2 separate regions of the Homo sapiens genome follow, and region 2 is linked to region 1. Evidence: chromatin loops called from intact Hi-C (ENCODE). Cell type or tissue: mammary epithelial cell. All regions are shown on one strand. Links, peaks and the distances in the headings refer to the core of each region. The heading gives the core; the rest is flanking DNA. Region 1 overlaps STK32C (serine/threonine kinase 32C). Region 2 overlaps LRRC27 (leucine rich repeat containing 27).

Evidence for each region. A loop is a pair of places that touch in the nucleus more often than their neighbours do. Peaks named below come from ENCODE experiments on the same cell type or tissue, not always from the same donor. Only the 100,000 strongest peaks of a DNase experiment are listed, where the experiment ranks them.
Region 2: it touches region 1 in a loop (6-fold over the local background); 4 of 110 quality-filtered maps call a loop at or near these places.

Annotation. Positions count from the first base shown.
Region 1 is chr10:132,215,170-132,231,073 of GRCh38, forward strand. It overlaps STK32C (serine/threonine kinase 32C), which reads right to left. Exons shown (of 12, transcript NM_173575.4): 3 at 12,808-12,959; 4 at 11,626-11,799; 5 at 10,578-10,615; 6 at 10,358-10,447; 7 at 10,064-10,167; 8 at 9,238-9,354; 9 at 7,692-7,817; 10 at 7,472-7,603. Among named protein-coding and RNA genes, the nearest start is that of DPYSL4, 36 kb to the left of the region's middle. RefSeq lists an enhancer at 15,084-15,163. In mammary epithelial cell, for the core only: a CTCF peak has its summit at 8,098 (motif pointing right); a DNase peak (open chromatin) is centred at 8,122.
Region 2 is chr10:132,365,513-132,381,416 of GRCh38, forward strand. It overlaps LRRC27 (leucine rich repeat containing 27), which reads left to right. Exons shown (of 11, transcript NM_030626.3): 10 at 1-38; 11 at 9,554-15,904. The coding sequence ends at 9,730. Among named protein-coding and RNA genes, the nearest start is that of PWWP2B, 24 kb to the right of the region's middle. In mammary epithelial cell, for the core only: a CTCF peak has its summit at 6,516 (motif pointing left); no DNase peak of the experiment used is centred there.

The DNA of each region.
Region 1 (15,904 bases), core at 4,489-12,488:
CACCACACCCAGATAATTTTTTTTTGTAGAGACAGGGTCTCGCCATGTTGCCCAGCCTGGTCTCAAACTCCTGGACTCAAGCAATCCTCTCACGTCACTGGAACTACAGGCATGCACTGTTATGCCTGCCTAATTTTTTTGTCTTTTATAGAGCTGGTGATAAGGTTTGGCTGTCTCCCCACCCCAATCTCAGCTTGAATTGTGACTCCCACAATTCCCGTGTGTCATGGGAGGAACCCAGTGGGAGGTGATTGAATTATGGGGGCGGGTCTTTCCTGTGCTGTTGTCATGATAGTGAATGAGTCTCATGAGATCTGATGGTTTTAAAAACAAAAGTTTCCCTGCACAAGCTCTCTCTGCCATCCATGTAAGATGTGACTTGCTCCTCCTTGCCTTCCGCCATGATTGTGAGGCCTCCCCAGCCATGTGGAACTGTAAGTCCATTAAACCTTTTTCCTGTATAAATTTCCCAGTCTCGGATATGTCTTTATTAGCAGCGTGAGAACAGACTAATACAGTAAATTGGTACCAGTAAAGTAGGGCGCTGCTGAAATGATACCTGAAAATGTGGAAGCAACTTTTTAGAACTGGGTAATAGGCAGAGGCTGGAACCATCTGGAGGGCTCAGAAGAAGACAGGAAAATGTGGGAAAGTTTGGAACTTCCTAGAGACTTGTTGAATGGCTTTGACCAAAATGCTGATAATGATATGGACAATGAAGTCCAGGCTGAGCTGGTCTCAGATGGAGATGAGGAACTTGTTGGGAACTACAGCAAAGGTGGCTCTTGTTATGCTTTAAGCAAAGAGACTGGCAGCATTTTGCCCCTGCCCTAGAGATTTGTGGAACTCTGAATTTGAGAGATGATTTAGGGTATGTGGCAGAAGAAATTTCTAAGCAGCAAAGCATTCAAGAGGTGACTTGGGTGCTGTTAAAGGCATTCCATTTTAAAAAGGAAACAGCATAAAAGTTCAAAAAATTTGCAACCTGACAATGCAATAGAAAAGAAACTCCTGGCTGGGCACGGTGGCTCACGCCTGTAATCCTAGCACTTTGGGAGGTTAAGGCAGGCAGATCACCTGAGGTCAGGAGTTCAAGACCAGCCTGGCCAACATGGTGAAACCCTTCTCTACTAAAAATACAAAAATTAGCTGGGTGTGGTGGTGCGTGCCTGTAATCCCAGCTACTTGGGAGGCTGAGACAGGAGAATCACTTGAACTTAGGAAGCGGAGGTTGCAGTGGCAATGAGCCGCCATTGCACCACTGCACTCCAGCCTGGGTGACAGAGCAAGACTGTCTCAAAAAAAAAAAAAAAGAGAGAAAAAAAAGAAAACCCCATTTTCTGAGGAGAAATTTGCATAAGCAACAAGGAACTGAATATTAATCACCAAGACAATGGGGAAAATGTCTCCAGGGCATGCCACAGACCTTTGCGGCAGCCCCTACCATCACAGACTCAGAGGCCTAGGAGGAAAAAATGGTTTCATGGGCGAGGTCCAGGGTCCCTCTGCTGTGTGCAGTCTAGGGACTTGCTGCACTGCATCCCAGCTGCTCCAGCCATGACTGAAAGGGGCCAAGGTACAGCTCAGGCTGTGGCTTCAGAGGGTACAAGCCCCAAGCTGTGGCAGCTTCCATGTGGTGTTGAGCCCGCAGGTGCACAGAAGTCAAGAATTGAGGTTTGGGAGCCTCTGCCTGCATTTCAGAGGATGTATGGAAACACCTGGATGTCCAGGCAGAAGTTTGTTGCAGGGGTGGGGCCCTCATGGAGAACCTCTGCTAGGGCAATGCAGAAGGGAAATGTGGGGTTGGTGCCCCTATACAAAGTCCCCACTGGGGCACACTGCCTAGTGGAGCTCTGAGAAGAGGGCCACCATCCTCTACACCCCAGAATGGTATATCCACCAACAGCTTGCACCATGCACCTGGAAAAGCCACAGACACTCAATGCCAGCCCACGAAAGCAGCCGGGAGGAAGGCTGTACTCTGCAGAGCCACAAGGGCAGAGCTGCCTAAGACCATGGGAACCCAACTCTTGCATCAGCATGACCTGGATGTGAGAGATAGAGTCAAAGATGTTCATTTTGAAGCTTTAAGATTTGACAGGCCTGCTGGATTTCAGACTTGCATGGGGCCTGTAGCCCCTTTGTTTTGGCCAATTTCTCCCATTTGGAATGGCTGAATTTACCCAGTGCCTGTACCCCTATTGTATCTAGGAAGTCACTTGCTTTTGATTTTACAGACTCATAGGCAGAAGGGACTTACCTTGTCTCAGATGAGACATTGGACTGTGGACTTTTGAGTTAATGCCAAAATAAGACTATGGGGGACTGTTGGGAAGGCATGATTGGTTCTGAAATGTGAGGACATGAGATTTTGGAGGGGCTGGGGCAGAATGATATGGTTTGGCTCTGTCCCCATCCCAATCTCAGCTTGAATTGTGACTCCCACAATTCCCACATGTTGTGGGAGGAACCTGGTGGGAGGTGATTGAATTATGGGGGCGGGTCTTTCCTGTGCTGTTGTCATGATAGTGAATGAGTCTCATGAGATCCGATGGTTTTAAAAACAAAAGTTTCCCTGAACAAGCTCTCTCTTTGCCTGCCGCCATCCATGTAAGATGTGACTTTCTCCTCCTTGCCTTCCACGACTGTGAGGCCTCCCCAGCCATGTGGAACTGTAAATCCATTAAACCTTTTTCCTGTATAAATTACCCAGACTCAGGTATGCCTTTATTAGCAGTGTGAAAATAGACTAATACAGATGGGTCTCACCTTGTTGCCCAGGCTGGTCTCAAACTCCTGGACTCAAGCAGTCCTCTTGCCTCAGCCTCCCTGGTCGCTTTAAATGTGAATGGTCTAAAATACACCAATTAGGTCAGGCACAGTGGCTCACATCTGTAATCCCAGCATTTTGGGAGGCTGAGGTGGGAGGACTCCAAGAGTTTGAGACCAACCTGGACAACATAGTGAGACCCTGTCTCTACAACAAAATTTTTTTCAAATGAGCCAGGTGTGGTGGTGCACACCCACAGTTCCAGCCATTCTGGCAGCTGGGGCAGGGAGGATCACTTGAGCCCAGGAAGTCAAGGCTGAAGTGAGCCTTCATTGCACCACTGCACTCCAGTTTTGGTAATAAAGCAAGACCCTGTCTCTAAAAAAAAATAAAGTAAAATAAATATGCCAATTAAAATATATTGTCAGAGTAGACTAAAAAAAAGACAATAAAAATTTTAAAACATTTGGATAGACATTTCTCTAGACACAATGCCTGATAAAACACCTCAAAAGATGTTCAATATCATCAGAGAAATGCAAACCATAACCACACAATCACTGCACACTAAGATAACTATGATTTTTTAAAAAATAAACCAGACAATAACAGGACTTGGTAAATATATGGAGAAATTAGAACCCTCACACACTGCTGGTAGGGGCATAAAATGGCACACCTGCTGTAGAAAAGGGTAGGTGTTTCCTCCAAACATGAAGCACAGAGTCACATATGACCCAGCGGGTTCATGCCTAGGTATGTGCCCCCCAAAAATAAAAGTACATATCCACACAAAGACTTGTATGTGAATGTTCACAGCAGCATTATTCATGATAATGAAAAATGTTAACAAGTGGAAAGAACAAATACTCATCAACTGATGACTGGATAAAGGAAAGGTGATACATATGTGGAATATTACTCAGCCATCAACAGGAATGAAGCACTGACAGGCTACAACGTGGACGGGCCTCAAAAGCATCCTGCGAAGTGAAAGAAGCCAGCTGCAAAGACCACATAGTGTGTAACTCCACTTCCATGAAACGCCCACAACAGGCAACCCTACAGAGACGGAAAGTAGCTTCGTGGCTGCCAGGGGAGGGGAGAAGAGGGGAATGGGGCATGACTGCTAATAGGTGGGGTCTTTCTCTTACATTACATGAAAAGGTTCTAAAATCAGATTGTGGTGGAGAATGCACAGCCCTGTGACTATATTAAAAACCATGGAATTATATGCTTTACATGGATGCACTGTATATTGCATGGAATGTGAATTATATCAAAATAAAGCTGTTTCCAAAAACCTCTCTCAGCCTCAAGGTTAACAGTGGGACTTTTTTTTTGGAGTGATGCTTTCCTTTCAGAACACCTCCTACCCTCAAGCCAAAACATCTCCACACAACCAACCCAAGACAAAGCCGAGCTCCTCCCGCTCACAGGTGCCTGGCCTTACCTGTTCCCAGCCAGAGCCTCCTGGGAACTCAGCATGGCCAGCTGGGCTCTGCACACTGTCCATCCCTGAGTCTCCCATGAGGGTTCCTAACTCATCCTGGGCCTGTTTCTACACCCCAGAGCCCTGGCTCTGGACATGCTCTGGTAGGGAAAACTTAAACATCCAATGGGGGCAATGCCAAAGAACCCCCAACCCCGAGAACCTTCCAACCATCCTGTGGCTCTCAGCAGTGCCTCACAGTGGCCACCTGGCAGACAGCAGCTCTCCACCAGCAATTCTGCCTGAGGACACCCAGGGCTGCCGGCAGCCGTCCTGGAGGAGGGGCGAGGATGGGAGCCTGACCCACTGGGGGGCCGTGTTCCCCCCAAAATCAGGGCACCCAGGGCATGACCCCACCCCTGCCCCCCACATCATGGTGAGGAGGGGACTGACACCCGTCTTCTGCCCAGGAGCAACACAGGGCCCACCAGGTCTGAGGAGGCTGCACGGGGGCTGAGGCACAAGAGTTTCCCAGGACATCCACCACAGGCTCAGGCAGACTCAGGGGCAAGGGGACCACCGAGGGACCCAGGGTCATCACCGTCACCCTGACATCAACACACAACCATAGCTACTCCTTGGTGAATATCAGCCACATCCTGGTGGTATGGGCCAAACTGTGTCCCCAAAAATGACACACTCAAATTCTAATCCTGGGTACCTGTGAATGTGACCTCATTTGGAAGTGAGGTCTTTGCAGATATCATCAAGATAAGATGGGGCCATACTGGATCAGGGTGGGCCCTAAATCCAATGCCTGGTGTCCTTATGAGAAGAGGGGAGGAGATGGAGACGCACACACAGGCCGACCCCACGCGGCAGCGAAGCAGGGGCTGGGGGGATGCGTCTAGGCCAAGGCAGCCTCTACCGGAGGGTAGAGGGGCAAGGACTGGTTTTCCTCCCCGGAGAGCCTTCAGAGGGGGCACGGCTTTGCTGACATCTTAACTTTGGACTCAGGCCTCCAAGCCATGAGACAACACATTTCTTTTTAAATCTGCTGATTAAAAGGGAGCCTGTTGATGCTCTATTGTGAATATCACATTCACATGGAACACGAACCACGTCCACATTGGGAACACCACGTCCTCACATAGCAGAGGATCAAAGACTCAAAAGAGGACTAAAGTCACCCTTCTACAACAGCATTAACCCCATCCATGCTGGAAGAACCTACGTGGCCCCATCAGCCCCCAAAAGTCCCATCTCTACCACCATCACAATAGGAAGCAAATTCCAACACGAGTTTTAAGGGAAACATTTCAACCACAGCACCTGTCAAATCCCTGATGAGACCACGACCTCAGACAATATTAGCTCACACTCTGGGGAGACCCAGAAGCAGGAAACAGAGCTGCACCTGACAAGGCCACGACCTCAATGTTAGCTCACATTCTGGTGAGACCCCGAAGCAGGGAACAGAGCTGCACCATGCCTGGACTTCCGATTTACAGAAACTGAGATCATCACATAACTGCCCAAGGGGTTCACCTTACCCGCTGCCTAGACAGCCAATTATCAAGACAGGGGAGCTGCAGGAGACAGAGTAGTTCACGCACAGCCGGCTGTGAAGGAGACCATTTCATTACGACTCAGATCCATCTCAGAGAGACGCATTGCTGTTCTTCAACCACCTGATTCGTGGTCACCTGTCCTGGCAGCCCCAGAATACCAGCATGCCTGAGTGAGCATGAGGGCTTCACGTGGCCGTCCCCGCACACACAACCAAAGCCGGCACACCTGGGCGAGTGTGAGGGCTTCACGTGGCTGTCCCGGCACACACACCTGATGCTGACGCACCTGGGCTAGTCTGAGGGCTTCACGTGGCCATCCCCACACACACAACTGATGCTGACGCACCTGGGCGAGTGTGAGGGCTTCACATGGCCGTCCCCACACACACAACTGATGCTGACGCACCTGGGCGAGTGTGAGGGCTTCACATGGCCGTCCCTGCACACACAACCAAAGCCAGCACACCTGGGCTAGTCTGAGGGCTTCACGTGGCCATCCCTGCACACACTCACAACTGACATCAACGCACCTGGGTGAGTGTGAGGGCTTCACGTGGCCATCCCTGCACACACAACTAATATCAACGCACCTGGGCAAGTGTGAGGGCTTCACGTGGCCATCCCCGCACACACAACTGACACCGATACACCTGGGTGAGTGTGAGGGCTTCAGATGGCCGTCCCCCCACACACAACTGATGTCGACACACCTGGGTGAGTGTGAGGGCTTCACATGGCCGTCCCCACACACACAACTGATGCTGACGCACCTGGGCGAGTGTGAGGGCTTCACATGGCCGTCCCTGCACACACAACCAAAGCCAGCACACCTGGGCGAGTCTGAGGGCTTCATGTGGCCATCCCTGCACACACTCACAACTGACATCAACGCACCTGGGTGAGTGTGAGGGCTTCACGTGGCCATCCCTGCACACACAACTAATATCAACGCACCTGGGCAAGTGTGAGGGCTTCACGTGGCCATCCCCACACACACAACTGACACCGACACACCTGGGCTAGTCTGAGGGCTTCACATGGCTGTCCCTGCACACACAACTGACATCAACGCACCTGGGTGAGTGTGAGGGCTTCACATGGCCATCCCTGCACACACAACATCAACGCACCTGGGCGAGTGTGAGGGCTTCACATGGCCGTCCCCACACACACACCTGATGCTGACGCACCTGGGCGAGTGTGAGGGCTTCATGTGGCCATCCCTGCACACACAACCAAAGCCAGCACACCTGGGCGAGTGTGAGGGCTTCACATGGCCGTCCCCACACACACAACTGATGCCGACGCACCTGGGTGAGTGTGAGGGCTTCACATGGCTGTCCCGGCACACATACCTGATGCTGACGCACCTGGGCGAGTGTGAGGGCTTCACATAGCCGTCCCCGCACACACAACCAACACCAGCACACCTGGGCAAGCACGAAGGCTTCACATGGCCATCCCCGTGCACTCATAACCCCAGCCCTGGTTGTCCCTGCCCACCTGCTTCATAAGGAGCGAGGTGGGGGCTGGGAAAGGCAGAAGGGAGGTCTCTGGCCTTCTCAGGACTTCAGGAAACGGTCTGCTGGACTTCCGAGACGTGTGCGCTGCCAGGGGTCCCCACACGCCTTGCTCGGTGGTAGAGAGGAGCCCCAAGCCCAGCCCGCCGCCGCGCCCTGAGCCTGCCCTGGCACTCACGGACTGGGAGCTGTCCCTGCTGTTGTCCCGGGACTTGTTCTTGGCCAGACGCTTCTTCTTCTTGTGCAGGGGCCTGGACTCCAGGATCATCTCCTCCAGCTCAAAGGTGGGGTCGCAGTGCAGACGGCCTTTCTACAGAGGGATGGGTGCTGAGCCCCGGCCCGTGGAGGACGCCACATCCATCCCCAGGGCCCCCCACCTGAGCCGCCCACAGGCTTACGTTGGGCACGAAGCCCGGCTCCACCCTCTTCTCGCTCAGGTGGTCCCACAGCACGCCGGCCAGCGCCGGGGCTGCCTGCACGTCCTGGAGGCTGGAGAGCCGGTGCTCGGGGTTCACAGTGAGGAGCTGCAACCAGGCATGAGTCAGAGGGTCCAGGGCCCACAGCCCACCAGCACGGAATAGCCCGCCACCCCCAGGCCAGGGCACCTTGAGGAGGGTCCCACCAAGCCTGAGGTTCAGAATTCAGGAACCTCAGGGCCACGCGAGGAAGGGTGGTGCCGACGGCCGACATCAGGCAAAGCACCGTGGCTGGCTCAGCATGTGGCCCAAGGGACGCCTGTTCTCAGTGCTGCTACCTAAACCCCTGGCGCCAGAGGACAGCAGAGGGATCTGCAGGGAAGGCTCTGCTGGGATTTGCCAGGAGGTGGCAGCCGAGGCCCGGCTAGCGGCTAACACTCGGCACATGGCTGGCCTCACAGTAACTATCCCAGAGCCACTTCCTTCACCGAATCATGGGACCTCCACAGGCCAGATGAGCCCGGGGCAGCCATGCATGGCCTGGGAAGCAACATCCCAGCGCTGGCACCTCCCGCCTTTCCAGGGAAAATGCCGCAGACCCAGACCCCGTGCGAGGTTTCCCAGACCTGGGCTTGGGCGTGTGGGTCATCCCCAGTCCCCACGCAGGCCCTCTCTAGCCCAGTGCCACCTTGTGAGCCACCTGGGCAGGTGTGACTGAGCTTCGTGGGGCTACAGCAGAGTTAAGAGACTCTCGGGGCTGGGGAGAGGCCCCGGCAGGCAAGGCCTCCCCAAGGATTTAGGCTGCTTGGCTACAATTCCAGGGCAGGAGGCCCCACCTGCCTGAGACACGGGGGCCGGGAGGCAGCCGGGCCCGTGTGGCACACTCACTCCCCTCCCTGTCCTGCCTGGGCCTGGCTCTGACTCCGAACCCCCTATGGTGTTAATGCGAGGCTCGGAACAGGGAGCTGTGCAGCCCAGTCAAGGCACAGCCCCAGCCTAGCACCAGATCACAAATGGGAGGCACTACTGATGGCCACACCCCTGCCCGTGTCCCTGCCAGGCTGATGTCCCCTGAGAGGTGTTTGCAGTGGGCAGTGGCTGCCCACCTTCCCCAGGAGGCACTGGGGCAAAGGGTCCCGGAGATAGCATGGGCTTGAACCCACCCACCCGACACCCTCCTTCCAATACGTGGGACAAGGGGACGTGGCTCAGGGCTCCTCTGTGGTGACCGGCAGGGCGGGCGCACAAGCCTGCTGTGAGGGTGCCTGGAGACGCAGCTCAGGGGATCACCAGGACACCAGTGACCTGGTAGGGCTCGCCATGAGAGGGCCACAGAGCCTGCCACCAGCTCGCTTCCTGGGGCTTGGGGCTGCCATCTGCGGAGGCCCCCACAGGTTGCAGTGAAGGGATCTGTGCCTGCCAGGAAGCGGCACTAACTGTGCACTGGAGGGGGTGTCCCGAGCCGCAGGTAAGTGAGGGAGGGAGGTGGGTGCTCGGAGGGTGAGGAGGCTCAGGGATGGGGGCTCACCTTCCGCAGCAAGGCCACCATCTCCTTGGACCACGTGGGGACATACTGGACGCTCACGGTGCTGAACAGCTGCACCAGGGACTCCACGGCGTTGCTGGAGTGGATGTCATAGGGCCTCTGGAGACAGGGAGGCAGTGCTGGGCAGGTCCTCCTGGCCCCCAGGACACCCAGAACAATGCCAGACACAGGTGCCATCGCCCTGAGAGGACCCCCTCCCCCCACCCCAAGTGCAGGCACAGCTCTGAGCACAGCCTGGCCTCCACCTGCCGCGGAGGAGCCTGGGTGAGATAAAGCTTACGCCTGGGTCCTGCGCCCTGGCTGCTGCGCCCATCTGGCTGGGATCCCAGGGGGCCTGGGTCCAGGTAGATCAGCCCCAGAGGGCCAGGAGGGAGCTGGCTTCCTCAGAGGTGGGGTCCTGTGCAGGGCTGAGGGGTACGGTCCACAAGAGGACCCCCAGCCTCCCGGTCTCCAGGACTGGCCTCGCCGTGGCCACAAGGGTAAGAGCACAGGGCCCCAAAAGAAACTTTTTGTGGAAAGTTCCGAGGCAGCACCCCTGCTGGCCAGTTCTCAGCCTTGTCCACCCCCACAGAGGCTGGCCTGCAGGCACCAGCAGCGGCCCCGGGAAACCACAGTGAGTCTGTCCTTCCTCCTCCTGCTCAGGCATTCCATCACCAACTACACACTTCGATAAAAGCGTGACTCCTCAGACACAGTGGAGACATCCCTGCGCACCTGGACACTGGGGCAGCCACCCCCTCCCCAGCACTGGTGGGGGCAGAGAGCAGGGGCCTGGCAGCCAAGCCCAGGGGCTGCAGGGGGTCCATACCCATCCTCGCAGCAGCTCATAGGCCATCACCCCCACCGACCACCAGTCCACCTCGAAGGAGTAGCCGGTCCCGCCGTTGACAAAAGAGTGGAAGATCTCCGGAGCTTTCCGACAGAAAGAAGGAAAAACAGCTGCCACGGGGTCACAGCCCGGACCCGTGGGCACAGGGCCGGCACCTTGAGGCCACATCCCGAGACCAGGCTGCCTCCAGGGTGGGACAGAGAAGCCACCGAGGTCTTGTCCTTCCCACCTGGAGGAAGCCAGCTCCCATCTGGAACCCCAGCTCGGGCTCACCCATGTACGGCTTGGTGCCTGCTAATGCCGTCGCCCGCTCCCCGTCCTTGATGATGGTGGCAATGTTGAAGTCGGTCAGGTGTGCATGTCCTGTGCAGAGAGGGGTCAGGTGTGGCTGTCCCAGGACCAGAGATGCATCCTTGCGTGCAGGATCCTCCTCCCCTGACAGGCCCATCCCTGCCACCACCCACCTGGGCTGCCCACACCCAACCCCACACACCTCTCTCATCCAGGAGAATGTTGTCAGGCTTGACATCTCTAGAAAGAGCAGAAAGTGGGAAGGTGAGTTGGGAATCTGCCCTGTTTCTGCCCTGGAATCTCTGTCACAATCCCTGGAGTCCCCAGGACATCCCACCAACCCACTCGAGGCAGAGGCCTGGGAGCTTGACTTGGTCCTTGGATGATGCTAGGACCTCACACCCCTGCGTGGGGGCAGAGGCGATGAAGTCAGCCACTTCGTTCCCTGTGGCATCTGGGCAGCAGCACACACCTGGCACCAGATGCTGGGAGGGGGCCTGGAGCCCCAGAGGACGAGAGCAATTGCTGGCAGGGTCTGCCCTCCCCCTCCAAGACTCGGCCTCTAGGAGACCAAGCCACCTCGGCTCTTGCTTTGTCCCAACTTTTCCAGGTACACAGCCAGTGCTCAGTGACTGGTGCCTAGGTCATAATCAGACATCCGAGTCCCCAAGAGCAGAAATGCAAACACCAGTCCATTCGACTTTAAAATATACCTCACAGATATTTTCATTTTGTTCCATTGCTGCGGAATTTCAGCCTAATTTCTGCTTCCCAATTTCACTTCCTTCATAATCTGCTTCCTATTTTCTTTTTTTAAATTTTATTTTCAGAGCCATCACACCAGCTCTGCTTCCTAATTTCATCTGCTTTAAGCTAATGTTAAAATTAGTTTGGATTCCCTGGGATGTGGTGGATGGGCAAACAGGAGCCTTCAGTTAAATGGACCAGGTGAAGGCCACCTGCTGTGACCCAGCCTGGTGGTCTGTCCACCAGGGCTAACAGCCCACTGTGCCCAGTCTCAGCTGGGGCTGCTGGGACGAGGTCCCCCCAGATGGACACCAGGCACACAGCTATGGGGCTGACCTGGTCGGCACAGGTGCCACAGCTGGGGGCAGGCACTCAGGCAAGGGTGGGGCAGAGGAGCTAGACCCGCTCTGAGGGAGTACGGCCGCCGTGCCGGCAGCCTGACCTAAGGCTGCTTCAGCCCCGCCCACCTCAGCAGGTACCTGCGCCGTCTGCCACGCACACACCTGTGGATGATGTGCTGGCCGCGCAGGTAGTCCAGAGCCAGTGCCATCTCGCAGATGTACAGCCTCACCGTGTCCTCGGAGAACTGCACGTTCTGCTGCAGGTGGTAGCGCAGGTCCCCGCCCAGTAGCAGGTCCACGACCATGAACATGTCCTCCTCGTCCTGGAAGGAGTACCTGTGGGCACCGATGGAAGGCCTGTTGTGCGCACAGCTGGGGAGCCAGTCATGGCTGCTCCCACAGCTGACACACTCCCCCTAAGGACCACAGCCCCACCCCAGCATCAGCCACCAGGCATTCCCAGGAGGAGGGGCCTGCCCAAGGCACTGATTGCACCCCAGCCCAGAGCAGCTCTGAGCCCAGATCCTGAGGAAAGACACACCACCCTGTGCTGGAGGTGGCCCAGCTGGGGCCAGAGGCACCTGGGAGTGGCAAATGCAGAGCAGAGCTACAGTGCCAGCTCCGGGTGCTTCAGGCTGCCCGGCCTCCTCTTCGGTAAAATGGGGATACAGACATTTGCCTCGGAGGGTTGTTACAGAAAATGAGGCCGTGTAGGTACCACTCTTGACAGTGTTGGGCAAAGAGCTGGCATTTAACAACCAGCATCCATGGTGTTGACGATGGCAGTGATGGTGGTGGTGGTGACGGTGATGGTGAGGATGACGGTAGTGAGGACTGAGGGTGGTGGTGATGGTGATAACAGTGATTGTGGTCGTGGTGGTGGTGGTAATGGTGGTGACAATAGTGATTGTGTTGATTATAGTGATGACGGTGATGAGAGTGATGATGGTTGCAGTGGTGATGGTGGTGGTGATGGCGATGATGGTGGTGATGGTGATGGTGATGACAGTGGTGAGTTTTTCAGTCCCTAAACTCTCTCCCTCTCTGACTAGTGCCAGAGACTCCATGGGAGCACATCTCCATTGTAGGGAAGCCCTGGTCTTCCGGCAGGCTCAGAAGAGACACTGCATTAACCAACCCCAGCATGTCATGGCCACCTGGGCCACTGCCAGGCCTGGGGCACAGGAAGGGGGATAGATGAGGAGGGCTAGAGAGGGCCTGTGGGTGGCAGAGGCATCTCCGAGGCACGAGGGCCAAGGAGCACCAAGGGCAGGAGAGGATAGCCAGTGCCTTCCCGGCTTCAGGACGGTAAGTCTTTCTGCAGCGAGGCCATGGCAGGCTCACCAGAGGTTCACCAGGAAGACGTGCTCGATCTCCTGCAGGATCTCCAGCTCCCGGAAGACGTTGCGGACCTCGTCGCGCTCGATGCACTGCTGCTTGTTCATGTACTTCATGGCGTACATCTTCTCCGTGTCCCGCTTCTGCACAATGCACACCTGGAGGGCACAGGGCTGTTCGGCAGGACGCCTGAGGACGCCTGGGGACACGTGGGGACACCTGGAAATGCATGGGGATGCCTGGGGACGCATCGTCAGGACACAAGGGGACACCTGGGGACGCGCCGCAGCCCCTCTGCCTCCTAGACGCGGCAGGTGCATTCCTCTCTGCCACATATGGTAACATATTTGCTCTGGGGATTAAGATGTGGGTGTTTTGGAGGCCGTGATTCTGCCCCCCAGAGGTTCCTGTACTGGTTAGTGTGTGGCCCTGGCGGCACCTGTCTCAGTGACATCCTGGCTCCATGGCTGTTAGTGAAGACCCCTCCCTGAGACTCAGTCCTGCGTTTCAAGTCTGCAGCAGGACACATCTGTCAACAGGCGCTATCTGCAAACAGACAGGGTCCAGCCTAACAGCATCCAGGCGTGAGTTGGAGCCAAGCAGTGGCTGGTTGTGCGGGGAGCGCCCCTCACCAGCCACGACCTGGGCATGGAGTTTTGCCTTCCTAAACCCCAACATCCTTTTCCAGGGCTTGGAGCAGCAAGCAGCCCGGAGGGGTACTGGGGAATGAATGCGAAAACCCACTGAGCACAGAGCCCTGCGCTCAGGAAGCCTCATCAACCATGGCTGCAGCTTCACCCTGGACGCACATCACTCCACACTCCAGAGACCGACTCCCGTCTCAACACCGTGAGGCCAAGGCCCCTCACCCTGTCCTGCAAGGAGACACACAGAGTGAGCGTGGGGCTTGGGGGCCACCGCTGCCACCACAGTGGGACCCCCTCCGGGGCGCCAGTCCCCACATAGCTCTTCAGGCCTGTACCCTCTGAGCATGGATCATCGGTGTCAACACTGATGCCGCAAACACACGGCTAATTGCTTAGCAGTGAGGATGAGAGTGAGGTGACGGGTGAGAAGCATCAATGAGCAGGGGGGTCCCTTGTGGCCAAGGATGTCAATCAGAATTGAGGATGAAGATCCCCAAAGGGAAGCCAGGAATTAAGGCACAAAATTGTGAGCAGCAGAGCTAACCCCTGTCTGACACTCAGGTTGGGAGAGACCTTCCCAGGACAGGTAATCCAGACCCGTTTCCAAGGCCTTCCACAACCTCTGCTCTCTGGTCCTCAAGGAGTTGGAGCCCAGCAGGGGGCCTGGAGGAAATGGATGATTCTGGATCTCAAGGTGGGCCACAGATGGCCCTGGGCTCCTGGCTGCATGCCCGGAAAGCGTGGTGGCACACACCCGTAGTCCCAGCTACTCAGGAGACTGAGAAGGGAGGATTGCTTGAGCCTGAGAGGTTGAGGCTGCAGTGAGCCACGACTGTACCACTGAACTCAGCCTGGGTGACAGGGCGAGACCCTGTCTCTAAAAAAATTAAGTCAGATGATTAACAACCTTAATTCAATCTGCAATCTTCATTCCTCTCTGCCACGAATGGTAACATGTTTGTTCTGGGATTTGGATGTGGGTGTTTTGGAGGCCATGATTCTGCCCCCAGAGGTTCCTGTACTGGTTAGTGTGTGGCCCTGGAGGCACCTGTCTCAGTCACATCCTGGCTCCGGGGCCCTTACTGGAGACCCCTCCCTGAGACTCAGTCCTTTTGTGAAGCAAAGCGGTGACCCTCCCTCCCGCAAGGGGCCACTGGGAGTCACACTGTGCACAGAGCACCGGGCTGGCCCAAACTAAGAAAGCATGTCTGATGGTGCCAAGCGGTGGCCTGGGTGGATCCGGCTGCAGCACTGTGGTGCGGGAGACAGTGGCTTGGCCTGGCACCATGGGCTCTAAGTATGGCCTCTCCAGGAAGCTGACAACAGGCGTGGCCTCAGCACCTCCCTGCCCGGTGGGAGGGGAAAGCTGAGCCTGAAGGGACAGGAAGAGCCTTGTGTTGGGGGCTGCCCAGAGGCGCGTGTGCTGATGGGGGCTCCTGAACACGCGGCCACACCTGCTGAGGAGCGGGGGCAGCTGCAGGCAGCCCGAGAACAGACGGAGACTAAGCTTGAACGAGGCCGCCTTGGGAGGGCGGGGCGGGGCGGGATTTCTCCTGAACTTCCTGCATTTCCTATGACCATTTTTTAAATTGTTATTTTGAAAGCCAGTTGAGGGTTTCAGAATGACAGTGAGCGTAAGCTGCAGCAGCCCCTGGCTGCCCCTGGCAGGACCCCCTCCTGCCGCTTCCCACTGCCAACGGGGCAGAGTCGCGTGGCTCGGCAGCACGGCCTTCCTCCCATGCACACGGCCGCAGGAGGCCGAGGAGTCCCGTGCCCGGGATGGAAGCCCCAGCCTCACTCTGCACAGGCGCAGAAGCAACGGTGCTTTCCTGCGCCAGCCCCAGCACCCGCGGCCTCCTGCAGACGGTCACTGCAGGCTCAAGGCGGCCACTGCAGGTCTGGAAACTGCTCCAGAAAGGCTGTTTGTTGCCCTGGGGCTGGGACCAGACAGGCTGTGAGACAAATATGGTGGAAAATCCGGCCCTCACCCTCTGCCCCTCAGGAGCCTGGCTTGGGGCCACTGGCTGGGGCCAGGGCTCTTGCTGCTGGGGGGGAAGCTGGCGGGGGGGGGGGGGCTGCAGAGCCCACCTCTGCCTGGAGCGGCGCCAGCACCCGCAGCCCAAGGCCGTCTTCAGCCGGTCCCAAGCCTCAGGCTTTCTGTCGCTTGTGCACCACCCCAGAAAGCTGCCTGCCCAGGCGACCCAACCCTCTCCAGGCTCCCTCTGCCCCTCCTGCTCACGATGCAGCTCAGCTCTTACGGGGGAATCTCTGGAAGAACACGCCTTCCCTTGGGGTGCTCAACCCCCACAGCCCACTCACCAGGGGACAGGGCACCTGGGCTTCCCGTGCCCTCTGGGCCCTGTCACATGTGCGGCGGACACAGACCGGGTGTCTACTCCAGACAGGACCTCACCCTCCTGCCAGACAGGCTCACCCAGGACCACCCGCTTTCCCAA
Region 2 (15,904 bases), core at 2,852-10,851, 150 kb after region 1:
TGGAGGAGATGAGGAAGGCTGCCGAGGATCTGGAAATTGTAAGGATTTCTTGGTTCTGTTTAAAAAAGTGTGGGGTGTTTTTTGTTTTGTTTTGTTTTTGTTTTTTTGAGACAGAGTCTTGTTCTGTCACCCAGGCTGGAGTGCGGTGGCACAATCTCGGCTCCCTGCAGCCTCCACCTCCCAGGTTCAAGCGATTCTCCTGCCTCAGCCTCCCGAGTAGCTGGGACAAGTGTACACCACCATGCCCGGCTAATTTTTGTATTTTTAATAGAGATAGGGTTTTGCCATGTTGGCCAGCCTTGTCTCGAACTCCTGGCCTCAAGTGATCCACCTGCCTTGGCCTCCCAAATTGCTGGGCCACTGTGCACAGCCTAAAACATTGTTTTATTAAAAATAAAGAGAACTCACTGTGCCTCTTCAGAGCATGCGCTCTCTAAAACCGTGGGACTGTGTGGAATGTGTCTTATGAGGTGTAGAAATTCCCAGAATTACAGTTGGTCACATGAGAAGGAAAACATTTCAGCCGAGGGGCTGAGCCCTCAAATGTGCCAGGCCACATGGCGGGCCTTGGCATCTCAGCACTGGGAATCTGATGGCAGGAGTGGCAGCCTGCTGACAGGGACTGGGAACCAGTCCTCTCCACATGTCTGTGGGGTCCTTGCTTGAGGTTTTGCACCCAGCTGATCCAGGCTGTGGGCCCAGGGCTGGGCCATGAGGGGCGTCACTGCAGAGAGGGGTCTGGCTGAGGCCACCGGACCATGGCTGACACGCTCGGTGTCTATGTAGGGAGGCCGATATTCATGGGGATCCAAGGCCTCCTGACCAGGAGCCTCCTAAGCAGAACTGCTCACGGAAGTGGCTCCTATATATTTGGAATGTTAACCATCCTCTCAGCCACCGCCAGTGCTGTTTATTCACTCAGCATACGCTGATGCCCACCTCCTGGTACTTGGAGTATCCTGGGCTGTGGGAGAGACGCAGGAATGAAGGAAAGTGCTTTGCTGCCCGAACTGCTGCCTGGCCAGCCCATCCAGCTGTAGAAGGACACAGCTGCTGTCCCTGGCAGTGAACCTGGATACCCGTGTCCCCACCCTTCCTGCAGCCATAAGGATTCTGGCCTGTCCTCTCAAGCTACCCAAGGCCCCTGGCTGGTGGCCTCTTCCAGGTCAGTGTACCATGCCCGAACACAGGTCAGGCTGGTGCGAGCTGCATCGGGGCTGCCCCCAGAGCACGCAGCACTGTCACGGGGGAGGAAGCAACCCTGGCCTTCCTGTCCCCACACCCCATCTGCAGGCTCCATTCCCACCATTTCCGCTGTTTCCCTCTCTCCTAGAGCCGGAGATGGGAGAGAGGAGGCATGAGGGCAGGATGTGGAGCCACTTCATGGAGACCCCACCCAACCTGACTCGGACCCCACTTCTGAGACTCTTTTCCTCCTCAGCCCAAGGAGTTTGTATCTGCCTTTAGATAAACTCTTATTCTTTCTAAATCCATCGTTTATGAGTATGACCTTGTCCTTGGACACCCAAACCCTGCCTCTTAGGGCTGCAAAACATCTGTGTCTTAACCCATCACTTCACATTAGGGACACAAAAGTCGATTTGGTATTATGAACAACTCTAGCCACAGATTTGATAAATTTAGTGAAATAGATTAATCCCTTGAAAGACAACATCTGCCAAAACTTACAGAAGAAATGAATATGCTTGTATCTATTACAGGAATTCAATCAATAATTAATTACCTTCCAAAACAGAAATCACAGGCCCAGAAGTGTTCACTGGTGAATTCTACCAAACATTTAAGGTTTAAGGAAGAAACTATACCAATTCTCGATAATCTCTTCCAGAAGACAGAAACAGAGAGAAAACTTTTTAGCTCATTCTCTGAGGCCAGCATTACTCTAATACCAAAACCATACAAAGATATTACAAGAAAGGAAAAGTGTAGACCAATATCGCTCATGAATGTAGACGCAAAAATTCTCAACATTCAGAAATCAAATCCAGCAATGTGTAAAAGCAATCACACACCCTAATTCAACGTTCAAAAATCAGCCAATGCAATTCATCACATCAGTAAGCTAAACAAGAAAAATCAGTTGGTTTTATCAATAGATGCAGAAAAAGCATCTGACAAAATATAACACCTATCATGATAAAAACTCTCAGCAAACTAGGATAAGCTGAGAACTTCCTCAACTTGTTAAAGAACATCCAGAAAAGACTTACAGCTAACATTATTCTTAATGGCAAGAAACTAGAAGCTTTTCCACTAAGATCAGGAGCAAGGCAAAGATATTCCCTCTCACTGCTGCTTTTCAGCCTCATGCTGGAACTCTTAGCTAGTTCAAGAAGACAAGAGAAGGAAACAAAAGGTATATAGATTGGGAAACAAGAAATAAAATTGTCTTTATTCTCAGATGACATGATTATGTAGGAAATCCCAAAGAATTGACAAAAATTTCCTGAAACTAATAAGTGATTATAGAAAAGGTTACAGGATACAAGGTTAATATACATAAGTCAGTCACCTTCCTGTGTACCAGCAATTAACTAGTGGAATTTAAGATTAAAACCATAACATTTAAATTAGCACCAAAACAATGGTACTAAGTAAAAATCTAACAAAATGTATACAAAATCTATATGAGGAAAACGACAAAACTTTAATGAAATAACTGAATAAATGGACAGATATTCCATGTTCATGGATAGGAAGACTCAATATTGTTGGTAGTCAGTTCTTCCCAACTTTAGATTTAATGCATTCCCAATCATAATCTCAGCAAATTATTTTGTGAATATTGACAAACTGTTTCTAAAGCATATATGGAGAGGATGAGACCTAGAATATCCAACACAGTATTGATGGAAAAACAAAGTCAGAGGACTGACACCCCCCAACTTGAAGACTCTAAAGCTACAATAACAGTGTGATATTGTCAAAAGAATAGACAAATAGAATAGAGAGCCCCAAAATAGACCCACACAAATATAGTTAACTGAGTTAACTGATATGACAGAGGAGCAAAAGCAACTCAGTGGAGAAAGCGTAGTCTTCAACAGATGGTACTGGAACAACTGCCAAAAACAAAAAAGAATCTAGACATAGACCTCACACCCTCCACAAAAATTAATTCAAAATGGATCATAGACCTAAACGTAACGTGTTACCGTACAACTTTTACAAGATAACATAGGAGAAAACCTAAGTGACCTTGGGTATGGTGATGATGTTTAAATACAACACCAAAAGCAAGATCCATGACAGAAATAATTGATAAGCCGGGCTTCATTACAATCAAAAACTTCTGTTCTATGTAAGACACTGCCAAAAGGATAAGACAGGCCACAGACTGGGAGACAATATTTGGAAAAGATACACCCGATAAAGGAATGTTATCTAAAATATACCGAGAACTCTGAAAAACTCAACAAAAAGGAGCAAACAAGCCAGTTAAAAAATGGGCCAAGAATCTGCAGAGACACCTCATCAAAGAAGATGCATGGATGGCAGATCAGCATGTGAAAAGAAGCTTCACATTGTGTGTCATCAGAAATGCAAGTTAAGGAGATTCACCATCAAAAAATCCAAAACACTCACCACCAAATGCTGGTGAGGACGTGGAGCAACAGGAACACTCATTAATTGTTGGGAATAGAAAATGGTACAGCCACTTGGGAAGACAGCTTGACAGTTTCTTACAAAATTAATCACACTCTCATCATACAATCCAGTAATCACACTCCTTGGTGTTTACCCAAAGGAGATGAAAACTTATGTCTACACCAAAACCTGCACACAGACATAGCAGCTTTTTTCATAATTGCCAAAACTTGGAAGCACCCAAGGTGTCCTTCAGCAGGTGACTGGATAAACTGGAACATCCAGATAGTGGAACGTTGCTTAGCACTGAAAGGAAATGAGCCGTCAGCAATGAGAAGACACGGGGGAGCCGACATGCCAGCATGAAAAGGCCGTACACAGATGGAGATGGTGAAAGGATCATGGTGGCCCGGGTGGGGGTAGTAGGATATTGAGGGGTGAATCAGCAGAACACAAAAGGGTTTTAGGGCAGTAAAACTACTCTTCATGATGCTGTATTGTTGGATCCATGTGATGATGCGTTTGTCTAAACCCCACAGACTGTGCCACCCCACACATGAGCCTGCATGTCGACTGTGGACTCTGAGTGGTGGTAACAGTGTGTCCATGTGCACGCATCGAGTGGACCACTCCAGTGTGGGATGAAGGCTGCTCTAGAAAAATCAAGTCCGGGTTTTTTAAAGTCTGCTTGGAAATCTGAAACCTGAGAGCTGGCTCTTGTGTCCCCCACTGTTCTCCCGTGCTCCCCCGCCCTGGTTACATGCAGAGCAGTGGGGCCATGAGACAAAAGAGAATGACCCAGAAGGACACTGTGGCGGTTGGTCTCAAATGCCTGCCCCAGCCACACCTGTCTCTCCATTGACTTTCGTGCCACCTAGGAGGAAGGCGGTGCCACCCATTTCACAGGTCAGAAAACCCAGACTCACGGAGGTGCCACAACTGGCCCTACGGTGACACTGTAAATGGTGGAGCTTTCAGTCCAACCTGGGTAGGTCTGAATGCAAAGCCAAGGTCCAAATACTGCACTGTCTTCTTGGGGACATGAATTGCCACAGAATTCGCCTTGTGCTTTAATGCCTGTCTCGTGTTTCTCTGTGATTAAAAAAAATTCATGTGAAGTTCCTGATGAAGGGTTCACGTCACCAGCACCGGCTCCTGTCGTGTGCCCAACTCCAAGTTACTGCCAAGATCCAGGGAGGGATGTGCTATGTCACCCTGCCCAGGAGACAGGGACATAAACACCCGCTAACTTCCCATGACAGGCTCCCTGCAGCCCTTGAGCCCAGAGGATGCCCATGAGGTGGGTCCCTTCACTTCAGTCCTGGCTTGGGAGAGCCAGAGGAAGGGGTTTTAAAACTCCCAAGAATGAGCTGGGAAGCAGCTGATCCTGCCCTAGAGGAGGTGAATTGTGTTGAGACAGGTGGTGTTGGCTGTCCACAAGCTCCAGCCATCCTTCTCCTCTGTCCCGCTGCCTCTCACAGAGCGCCGGGCGGGTGGGCCAGGGGAGAGGGGTCCCTGAGACAGACCAGAACAGCATGGCAGGCTCCGTGCCGCCTGATGGCCGCATGTTTAGGAAACGATCTTAATTATGCTTTTTTCTGAAATTTGCCTTCTGAGTACCTGGACCTCCTGTAGGCTCAGTCCATTTCAAATGACCCTCCCTTTTTCTGCTGCCTACACAGGCCCACTAGCAAAAAAGAAAGTACTGTGTTCTTTAGACTCAGTAGGGAACCTATTTGTATAATCCTGGTGAGACGATCATGCCAGCCCTCCCTGCAGGTGAAGTCTCGGGCTTTGCCAGAAGAGTGTGTCTTTCCTTAGAGCAGGTCCTGAGCAAACCCCGCAGCAGCGTTAGAGACGAGTCCTGGCTCCGTGGCTGTGTGGCCCACCAGCCTGCCGTATGGAGGCGGGCACGCATGTGCGTGAGACAGTTGGCATGTCCCAGGCAGAGAACCATCTAAGTTCACACTGCACCTCTAGAAGCAGAGGGTCTCATTCTCCCGGCTTCTTCCCCGGCCCCTCGTGTTTCCTTCAAGGCATCTGCGCAGTGCCGCGCATGGCGTGGCGCTGGCAAGGAGTCCTCGGTGGCATGGCGTGCGTCGGGAGCACCCCCCCATGCACCCGGGAGCCTGGCCTGTGGGAGAAGGGGATGCCAAATGGGGGAAGTAGGAGGGACTGGAGTCCAGCCCATGAGCCAGGAGCTTGCATGTGATTAGAGGACCAGGGTGGACGGGTCAGGGCAGAGAGAGAAGAAAGCCCAGAGGTATGAAAAGGAGATGCTGAAAGCAAACCAGCCAACAGACGTGGCCCTTCCAGGTCAACGCGGCCCATTCTGCACATAGGCTTATCTCTACTCTGCCCAGAAGCCACCAGAATGACAGGAAAGGGAGCAAAAACGACCTTCACTCCTCAGGATGAGGAAATGGAGAGGAGGCTGCCTGCTTGTCAGGAGGCTCCCCCTCCCCAGGGTCTTTCCTGTAATAATAGAGCCCCACGTCTCAGCTGGGCACAGGCTGCCCCACAAATGGCCACGTTTCTCAACCTCCCTTGCAGCCAGACATTGGCCTGTGGCTCTGTTCCGGCCGGCAGGATGTGAGCAGAAGATGAATGTGAACTTCCTGAGCTTTGTCCCCTCCCTTCCTGGCTGGAATGCAAACATGATGGCCGGAGCAGGGGCAGCCACCTCAGCCCTCAGGTGGAGGCCGTGGGCCAGGGCTGCAGAGCCAGTGTGCAGGAGTCTGTCTCTGGTGGGGGTGCTGTCCTCTCAGACACACTGCTCCACCTGGTCTCAGCTGCTGTCGTCTGGGGGCTGGCAGGTGAGCCCTTGTCCTCGCACATATGGAGGCCAGCACGATTTTGCACGAAGGAAGCCCCCTAGTGGTGCAGCATGAAGGGCCTGCCCAGCAAAATGCCAGCAAAGATGCACAGTGATGCAGCCCCAGAGCCTGAAAAGCACAGGAAGACAAAACCAACCAAAGAAGGATGGGAAGTGGGGGTCGGGGTGCGGTGGCTCACGCCTGCAATCCCAGTTGAAAAGCACAGGAAGACAAAACCAACCACAGAAGGATGGGAAGTGGGGGTCGGGGTGCGGTGGCTCACGCCTGCAATCCCAGCTGAAAAGCACAGGAAGACAAAACCAACCACAGAAGGATGGGAAGTGGGGGTCGGGGTGCGGTGACTCACGCCTGCAATCCCAGCACTTTGGGAGGCCAAGGCAGGTGAATCACCTGAGGTCAGGAGTTTGAGACCAACCTGGCCAACCTGGTGAAACCCCGTCTCTACTAAAAATACAAAAAATTAGCCGGGCACAGTGGTGTGCACCTGTAATCCCAGCTACGCAGGAGACAAAGGCCGGAGAATCGCTTGAACCCAGGAGGCAGAGGTTGCAGTGAGCTGAGATGGCACCATCGCACTCCAGCCTGGGCAACAAGAGCGAAACTCCATTTCAAAAAACAAAAAGGAAGCGGAGTCTATACAGGTCACGCCAGGGCCCTGGGTCTGCTTCCCTACTCTGCCCAGCCCACTGACTCCTCCAGCCTACCCAGCAGGAGCCAGGGCTGCCTCTAGATAAGCTGACCAACCAGGCACCACAGTGGTGACAGCAGCCATGTTTGGCCTAAAGAGACCTGCAGAAGGTCAGGTGCACAACCGACCAGGAGGGCTGGCCAGCTCCATGGCGCTGTCTGAGATATCAGCCAACCAAGACAGAAGCCACCTGGGCGTACCCTAGACAGCCCCAGCCTGCACTGAGCAGCCAGCAGCCCACCACCGACACCCCGATCTCAGCCTCGTTCCAGGGCCTCAGTCACGAGAGGTTCCTCAGCTGTTGAGGGAAGCCCCAAGGTGAGGGAGAGGCCAAAGCCAGCCGGCTGGGGAGCGAGCTTCGAATGGATGCGAACATTAGGGGACACTTAAAAATGACAAGCCAGAATTAAAATCCCCCCGTAGGAATAGACAAGTCTGCTGCCATGAAACCCAGCAAGCTGTTGTAGAAAGTGAACACTCAGGTAACCCAGAAGAACTCCCAAGGCAAAGTTTAATATGTGGCAAAAAATTTAAAAAATTAAATTAGTAGATGAATAAATCCCCCAGGAAGGGGAGGTGGGAAACAGATGGGACAAGAGGAAAGGAAGTTAGAGGACGACCTGAGCAGAGCGAAGCATCCGGCAGGTTCCGGCAGGTTCCAGCAGGAGAGACGAGAGCAGACGGAGGGAGAAGGTGCAGGAGGGCTCGTCACAAAGGAACCAACGTGCTTCCTGCTAGAAGGGCCCACACATGCCGGCACCATGGCTCAGCATCCCGAACCAGAGCAGGACGGACCCACGGAGATTCCAGGGAGGGCGGGGGGAGAGGATCACACAGAACCAGGCACTGGGAGGGAGCTGGTCGCGGTGATGGCACTGCCCTCAGCAGGCGCCGGGATTCGGTACTCCCATTGCAAGGTCAGGGGTCAGCACACAATAAGACGTTTTCAGATACGCAAAGACTCAAAATGCTGCTTCCCATCTAGAGAGTCTTTCTCCAGAAGCTACTGTAGAATTTGTTCTATCAAAACAAGGGAGTAGATGCTGAGAGAGGAAGGTAAGAGTTCCAGAAGAAAGGGAGCTGACCCAGAAGCCCCCGGCCGCCCCCTACTGTGAGAGGAGCCTGGCGGGGTCTCCACAGGGAGACCAGGTCAGTCTGAGGACTTGGCCAGTGGAGGAGGATGTCGAGAGAGGTTTACAGTTTGAGAGGATGTAATGACAGATGTAGAAAACAAACATTTTAAAAGGAGGCAGTTATGAATCCCACAGGGAATACAGGTTTCTATGGGAAGCAAAATTCGTTATCAATGACTACTTACTGGGTCAGTAACAAGTAACATTGACCAAGTCGCAGAGCTGAGCCGTGAGTGCTGCTCTAGCCCACAGTTACGATATGGGGGCGGGGGAGGCTGCAGGGGTCTCCGGGGACCTGTTGTGATATGGCTGCATGGTGAGGGGGTGCAGTGGCTCCAGGGACCTGCTGTGATTATGGCTGCATGGTGAGGGGGTGCAGTGGCTCCAGGGACCTGCTGTGATATGGCTGCATGGTGAGGGGGTGCAGTGGCTCCAGGGACCTGCTGTGATTATGTCTGTATGGGGCGGGGAGGCTGCAGGGGTCTCCTGGGACCTGCACTGGAGGTAGTGTCCAACCTGTGCCCCCAGCAAGGCAAGCCGGGGAGGGAGACGGGAGCCGGGTGGCCCAGGGCTCCTGTGCTTGGAGTGGGGGAGGTTGGGACTCTGCAGAGGGCCTGAGGGGCAGGAACGGGAAGATCCCCTCCTCAGTTTATCCACCTGAGGGCCCCCCGCAGTGCCCTCCTCAGCCTCACTTTGTTCTGCCCAGGGGATTGGCCGTGGACCATGAGGTTTGGAACAGAAAGCCTGCCCCTGGTTTCACGCTCAGCAAGTTCCTTCTCCTGTAGGAACCCCTGATCCACAGCTTCTGTGTCTGTGGGGTGGGGGTGGCAATTGTGGCCCCATCTGCTTCCCAGGACAGTTACGGCTCTAAGGTGTGGTCTTGGCTGTGGTGATGCTTGCCAAGACACTGCCCGGGGTGTGGCATCAGCCTTCCCTTTGCCCACAGGACGATGCCCTGAGTCTCTGTTCATCCATTGACCTGTGCAGATGCACAGGACACCTGGGTGGGGCCGTGGGGACACCAGGATGAGTGGCCATGTGTGTGCCTGCAGAGGGTGGTGTCCTCATGAGGTAGAAGGCCTGGGAGCCGGCTGGAAGTAGGCTGCTGGGCCCCATTGCAGGGGGGACCGCGCCGTGATGCGGCTTGCAGGGGCCCCGGGGCAGCGGGGCTGGCTCTGCTGACGCCCACATGGCCTGGGCCCCACGTGGAATCTGAGCCAGAGACGTGGTGACGCCCTAAGTCCTGCCAGCCTTTCTAACATCTCCCCCTCCTTGTCTCCCATAAGGCCACAGAGCTACAGGATGAAGTATTGAAGCTAAAATTGGGATTAACCTTGAACAAAGATCGTCGACGGGCGGCCCTCACTGGAAACCTTTCGCTTGGCCTGCCGGCAGCACAGCCTCAAAATACATTTTTTAACACAAAATATGGAGAATCAGGAAATGTTCGCAGATACCAGTGACACCAGGTGGCTGGACTGATGGAGACGTCTTCAGACAGGAGCCGCTCAGTCTTCTTTCCCGGGCGTCGCCTCCTGTGTGGTGCCGGAAGAGCGCCAGGTTCAGTGTTACCCTGAGGGCTGATTTCGCGCAGCCTGTTGTTTTCCTTAGACAGGTCCACGTCCCTCTCCTGAGGCTGTGGAAGATTTCAGCCGTATTAAAAGAAAGGACACTGTGAGCACGTGGTCTCGCCTTCCCTTCTTCCTGCAGGTTCCCGCCAAGCCATGTGACAGAGTGCTCACACTCAGGCACTTGCCTCTCTCCTGTCCTGGAGCCCTTGTTACAAAAGTACTCACAGCTTTCCTTCACTTAGTTATTTGAGTGTGGGAGAGGAGACCAGGTCACCCGATTCCCGCCAAGCCGGAAGTCCCTGCAGCACCACCTTTGGCTAGGAGGGAGGGGTGACAGCCAAAAAGGGCTTCGGGGGAGTGGTTACCCTGCTCCCTGCCCAGTGACAAGCCCTCCTTTCCCCTGGGGGCCCTCCTTTCCCCTGCTCCCTGCCCAGCTACGGGGCCCTCCTTTCAGCCTTGACCCCTTCCTGGTTGCTACCACTCAGGCTGCCACTCAGTGGACTCCACCCCAGGGACACGGCAGGGTCTGCAGACCTCCCCATGCTAGATCAGCCGTATTTCATGCTCTGTCTGCCCAGGCTGTGTAGATTCTGTGTGACTTAGTCTCTTGTGCTGAGTGTTTGCTTGGATCTTGAAAACATCTTTGGTTTGATTTCTTTAACAGAGGTGAGACTATTCAGACTTTGTTTATTTTTGTGTTAATTTTGGTAAATATGGTTTCAGTGAGTTTCCTCATTTCATCCAAGTTGTGCAATGTATCAGCATAAAGTTCCTCTTATTTTCAGTATCTTTAGGATCCGTAATAATGTCCCCTCTTTTATTCTTGACCTGGTGTTCTTCATCATTCTTGCTATGGATTTATCAATTTTGTTCCTCTTTTCCAAAAGCCCCAGGTTTTGGCTTCACTGGATTTGCTGTTTGTCTTCTGTCTCATGGGTCTCTGCGCCCTGCACTTCGTACTTTCCGAGAGTTTAACTGGTGCTTAGAGAGAAATGCATCACTTCCAAACCCATGTATTAGAGAAGAAGGGCGTGAAATTTATCACCTAAGCTTTCCATTCAGGAAGCTAGAAAAGGTGTCAGTGACCTGTTGCGGCCCAGCGGCTGGAGCAGCAGACGTTTGCCATTTCTCACGCCTGAGGGCAGGCGTTGGAGCAGCTCAGCCGGCGTTGCTGGTCAGGGTCTCCCGTGAGGCTGGAGTCAGCCGTGGGTTGAGCTGCTCTCCTCTGAAGGTTTAACTGGGCTTGGGGCTCAGCTTCCAAGGTGCTCACCTGGTTGTTGATCAGAGAGCGTGTCCGTTGTGATCCCAGTCCTTTGAAACTGTGAAGCCTCGCCCCGCGGCCTGCCGCAGGATATGTTTTGGTAAATGTAGACTGTGCACTTGAGAAGAATGTATTTTGAGTTGTTGGGTACATTGTTTTGTGTGTGTCAGGTGACATTGACTAATCCTGTTGCTCAGAGCTCCTGTACCCTTACTGACTGACTTAAGCCTGGTTTCTCAGTTACTGAGAGAGGCCTGTGAACAGTTCTAGCTATGATCATGAACATGTGTTTTCTTCTTAGTTATGTGAGTTTTTGCTATACGTGTTTTGGGGCTATTTTGTCAGATGCCTACAAATTTAGGATTGTTTTATCTTCCTGTCGAACTGACCTTGTCATTATTATGAACTATTTCTCTTCGCCTCTCCTTTTCACTTCTTGCCTTCTGTGGATTTTGTCTGATACTAATCCAGGCACACTGCTGCTGTTTTGGTCAGCGTTTTCATAATGCATCTTCTTCCCTCCTTCTACTGTACTGGATTTAAAGCGCACCTTATAGAGACATCATATACTCGGGACTCCTTTTCTTTCTCTAGCTGCCAGTTCTGTGTTTCAGTTACAGTGTTTGGCCCTCACATTTAAGGTGCGTGTGCGTACGGCGGATTCCGTGCCCATCTCATGTTTTTATTCCCTTTATTCTTCTTTTGCTGCTTTCTGATAGTGATCAATTTTTTTATTTATATCTCTTGTATTAGAGTTTTAGTAATATCTTTTAATATTATTCTCTTGGGTGTTGCCTTAGAGATTTCATACATGCCCTTGAGTTCATTAGCATTTCCTGAATGAGCCAATGACCCTGAGAAGGTCCCTCCCATCTGCCAGTTCCCTGCCATTGATGCTGTTGCTCTCGTCCGCCTCCCTTCCACAGGTAAGCACGCAAGACACAGGTACCGTGTGCCCCAACGGTGTCTTGACTCGCTGTTCCTAGACATCAGTGTTTGCTTCACTTTACCCATCCCGATGCTCTTCCTTCCTGCAGCTTCATGCTCCAATGAGGGCTGATTTTCATTTAGCTAAATAACTTTTTTTTAAGTATTTCTTTGTATCATGGTTATGCTTTGACTGGCCGTAAGTTCTCTCAGCTTTTGTTTGTCTGAAAATAAATTTAGTTCGCCTTTATTCTGCACAGGACAGAATTCTAGGTGGATGATTTTTGCCATTCCCAGAACTTTAAAGATGGGCTCCACTGTCTTCTGGCTCCCATGTGTTTTGTTAAAAATTCAGTGTTCAGGCCGGGTGCTGTGGCTCACGCCTGTAATCCCAGCACTTTGGGAGGCCGAGGCGAGTGGATCACGAGGTCAGGAGATCGAGACCATCCTGGCTAACACGGTGAAACCCCGTCTCTACTAAAAAATACAAAAAATTAGCCGGGCGTGGTGGCTGTAGTCGCAGCTACTCAGGAGGCTGAGGCGGGAGAATGGCGTGAACCCAGGAGACGGAGCTTGCAGTGAGCCGAGATCGCGCCACTGCACTCCAGCCTGGGCGACAGAGCGAGACTCCGTCTCAAAAAAAAAAAAAAAAGATTCAATGTTCATTGTTATTTGTTGCTCCTTTGAAGGTAATGGGTCTTTTTTCTTTGTCTTAAAATTGTTTCTCCTTATCTTTGGTTTTCAGCAGTCTGTGCTGTGCCTGGATGTAATTTTCTTTTTACGTATTTTTCTTGGAATATACAGAACTCAAATCTGGGAGTTAGCATCTTTCATCAGTTTTGGAAAATTCTTAGCCATTTTTTTTTTTTTTACTATTTTTTCCCCTGTTCTCCCTCTTCTCCCTGAGACTTCAGTTTTGTGTGTGTGTGCACATGTGTGTATGCATTCGTGCGTACGAGTGTGTGCATGTGTGCGCCCGTGTGTATGTGCATATGTGAGTGTGTGTGGCTGTAACCTGCACGTCTCTTCTGTCATGTGTTCTATTTTTCATTCCTCTCTGTACATCAGGCTAGATGCCTCCTGTCTACGTGGTTTTAGATTTACGAATCCTGTCTTCTGTTGTGTCCCACAGAAAAACCCATGAGGTTTTTTAACATTAAAAACAGCAGCTTTATGATAGAGAAAAAAACACAAACATAGACGATTGTACCATTGCACTCAGAAGAAACATCCCAGGCCCTGAGCAGCGTGTCTTTCCTCGGCCGAGTCAGGCTTCCTGGTGAGCCTCAGGGAGTGCATGGTCTCAGATGCCATCCTTCTCTTCTCCAGCATTTCCACTCACCTCCGTGTTCTTGGGGAGTGCGTGGTGTCAGATCCCATCCTGCTCCTCTCCAGAGTTTCCGGTCACCTCCGTGTTCTCAGGGAGTGCGTGGTCTTGGATGCCATCCTGCTCATCTCCAGCATTTCCTCTCACCTCCGTGTTCTCGGGGAGTGCGTGGTGTCAGATCCCATCCTGCTCATCTCCAGCATTTCCTCTCACCTCTGTGTTCTCGGGGAGTGCGTGGTGTCAGATCCCATCCTGCTCCTCTCCAGCATTTCCTCTCACCTCCGTGTTCTCGGGGAGTGCGTGGTGTCAGATCCCATCCTGCTCCTCTCCAGAGTTTCCTCTCACCTCCGTGTTCTCGGGGAGTGCGTGGTCTCAGATCCCATCCTGCTCCTCTCCAGAGTTTCCTCTCACCTCCGTGTTCTCAGGGAGTGCGTGGTCTTGGATGCCATCCTGCTCATCTCCAGCATTTCCTCTCACCTCCGTGTTCTCGGGGAGTGCGTGGTGTCAGATCCCATCCTGCTCCTCTCCAGCATTTCCTCTCACCTCCGAGCTCTCGGGGAGTGCGTGGTCTCAGATCCCATCCTGCTCCTCTCCAGAGTTTCCTCTCACCTCCGTGTTCTCGTTCTCATCTCTGCCGGAATTCCACATCTGCTCGTGCATGCCATCCACCTTTTCCACTAGATCCTTTTACATCATCATTATAATGATTTTTTTTTAATAAGTGTTTTCTTTCAGTTTTAAATTTCAGATGTTGTGTTTTTCAGGTCTAAGGTGTCTGGTAATTTTTTGTGGATGCCGATTCTCTGTTGAAATTCTCCATCTTTTCATTTCCTTTATATCTCTTTTCTTCTTTTTTCTATAATATATTACATTTTTCTAATAAGTTTTTAGTGAGTGTCCAGCATTGTATAAGTTGACCCTTGAACAAGAGTTTGAATTATAAGGGTCCACTTATAAGTGGATTTTTAAAAAAATATATATTGCAAAAATTTTTGGAAATTTGCAACAATTTGAAAAACTTTGCAGATGAGCCACATAGCCTAGAAATATCTGAAAAAAGAAAAAGTTATGTCATGAATGCATAAAATATACAGACCATACATGGACCATTCACAGTAGAGAGAAATGTCGCCGTAAAGATGCAGCATTGGCCGAGTGCAGTGGCTCACGCCTGTAATCCCAGCACTTTGGGAGGCCGAGGTGGGCAGATCACCTAAGGTCAGGAGTTCAAGACCAGCCTGGCCAACATGGAGAAACCCCGTGACTACTAAAAATAAAAAATTAGCCAGGCATGGTGGCACATGCCTGTAACTCCAGCTACTTGGGAGGCTGAGGCAGGAGAATCACTTGAACCCGGAAGGCAGAGGTTGCAGTGAGCCGAGATCACGCCATTGCACTCCAGCCTGGGCAACAAGAGCAAAACTCTGTCTCAAAAAAAAAAAAATGCAGCATTAAATTATAACTGCATGAAATTAACTGCAGTCCACAGTGTGCTGCTGGAATAATTACAAAGCCACCTCCTGTTGCTATTGCAGTGAGCGCAAGCATGTCAAGGATCCGCTTAAAACATCGTGTGGTGCTAATCTCTGCACGAGCGGTTCATGTCTTCAGTACATTGTGTATCACGGTAAAAAGTGATCTGTTTTAACTGGACATGGTGGCACACGCCTGCAGTCCCAGCTACTCAGGAGGCTGAGGCAGGAGGATCCCTTGAGCCCAGGAGGTCGAGGCTGCAGTGAGCTGTGATTGCACCACTGCACTCAAGCCTGGGCAACAGAGTGAGACCCCAACTTGAAAAAAAGGGGACATCGGGATGTTCTTGTGTATTTTTCATGTTGAGCGCAATACTGTAAACCTTGAAGAACACTTTGGGACCCATAGAGTGCCACCAGTCATGCCAAAGAGCTCCTGAGAAGCAGAGAAAAGTCATGACATTTCAAGAAAAAGTTGAATTTCTTGATATGTTCCGTAGATTGAGGTTTACAGCTGCGGTTGCCTACCAATTCAAGATAAATGAATCCAGCGTAAGGACCATAGTAAAAAAATAAGGAAATTTGTGAGCAGGCACAAAAGCCTTAACACTTTCTGTGAAATACCTTTTTATCTTGTATTGGGAATGCAGCTTTTATGTGGGTATAGGATTGCTGTGTGTGATGGTTCATATTAAATGTCAACTTGATTAGATTGAAGAATGTAAAGTATTGTTTCTGGGTGTTGCCAGAAGAGATTAACATTTGAGTCAGTGGACTGGGAGAAGACCCACCACAGTGTGGGCAGGCACCATCCAGTCGGCTGCCAGCATGGCTGGAAAAAGCAGGCAGAAGAAGGTGGCTGAAGCTGACTGGCTGAGTCTTCTGGCCTTCATCTCTCTCCCATGCTGGATGCTTCCTGCCCTTGAACATCAGACTCCAAGTTCTTTAGCTTTTGGACTCTTGGACCTACACTGGTGTTTTGCCAGGGGCTCTCGGGCCTTCGGCCACAGACTGAAGGCTGCACTGTCGGCTTCCCTCCTTTAGAGGTTTGGGGACTCAGACTGAGCTACTACTGGCTT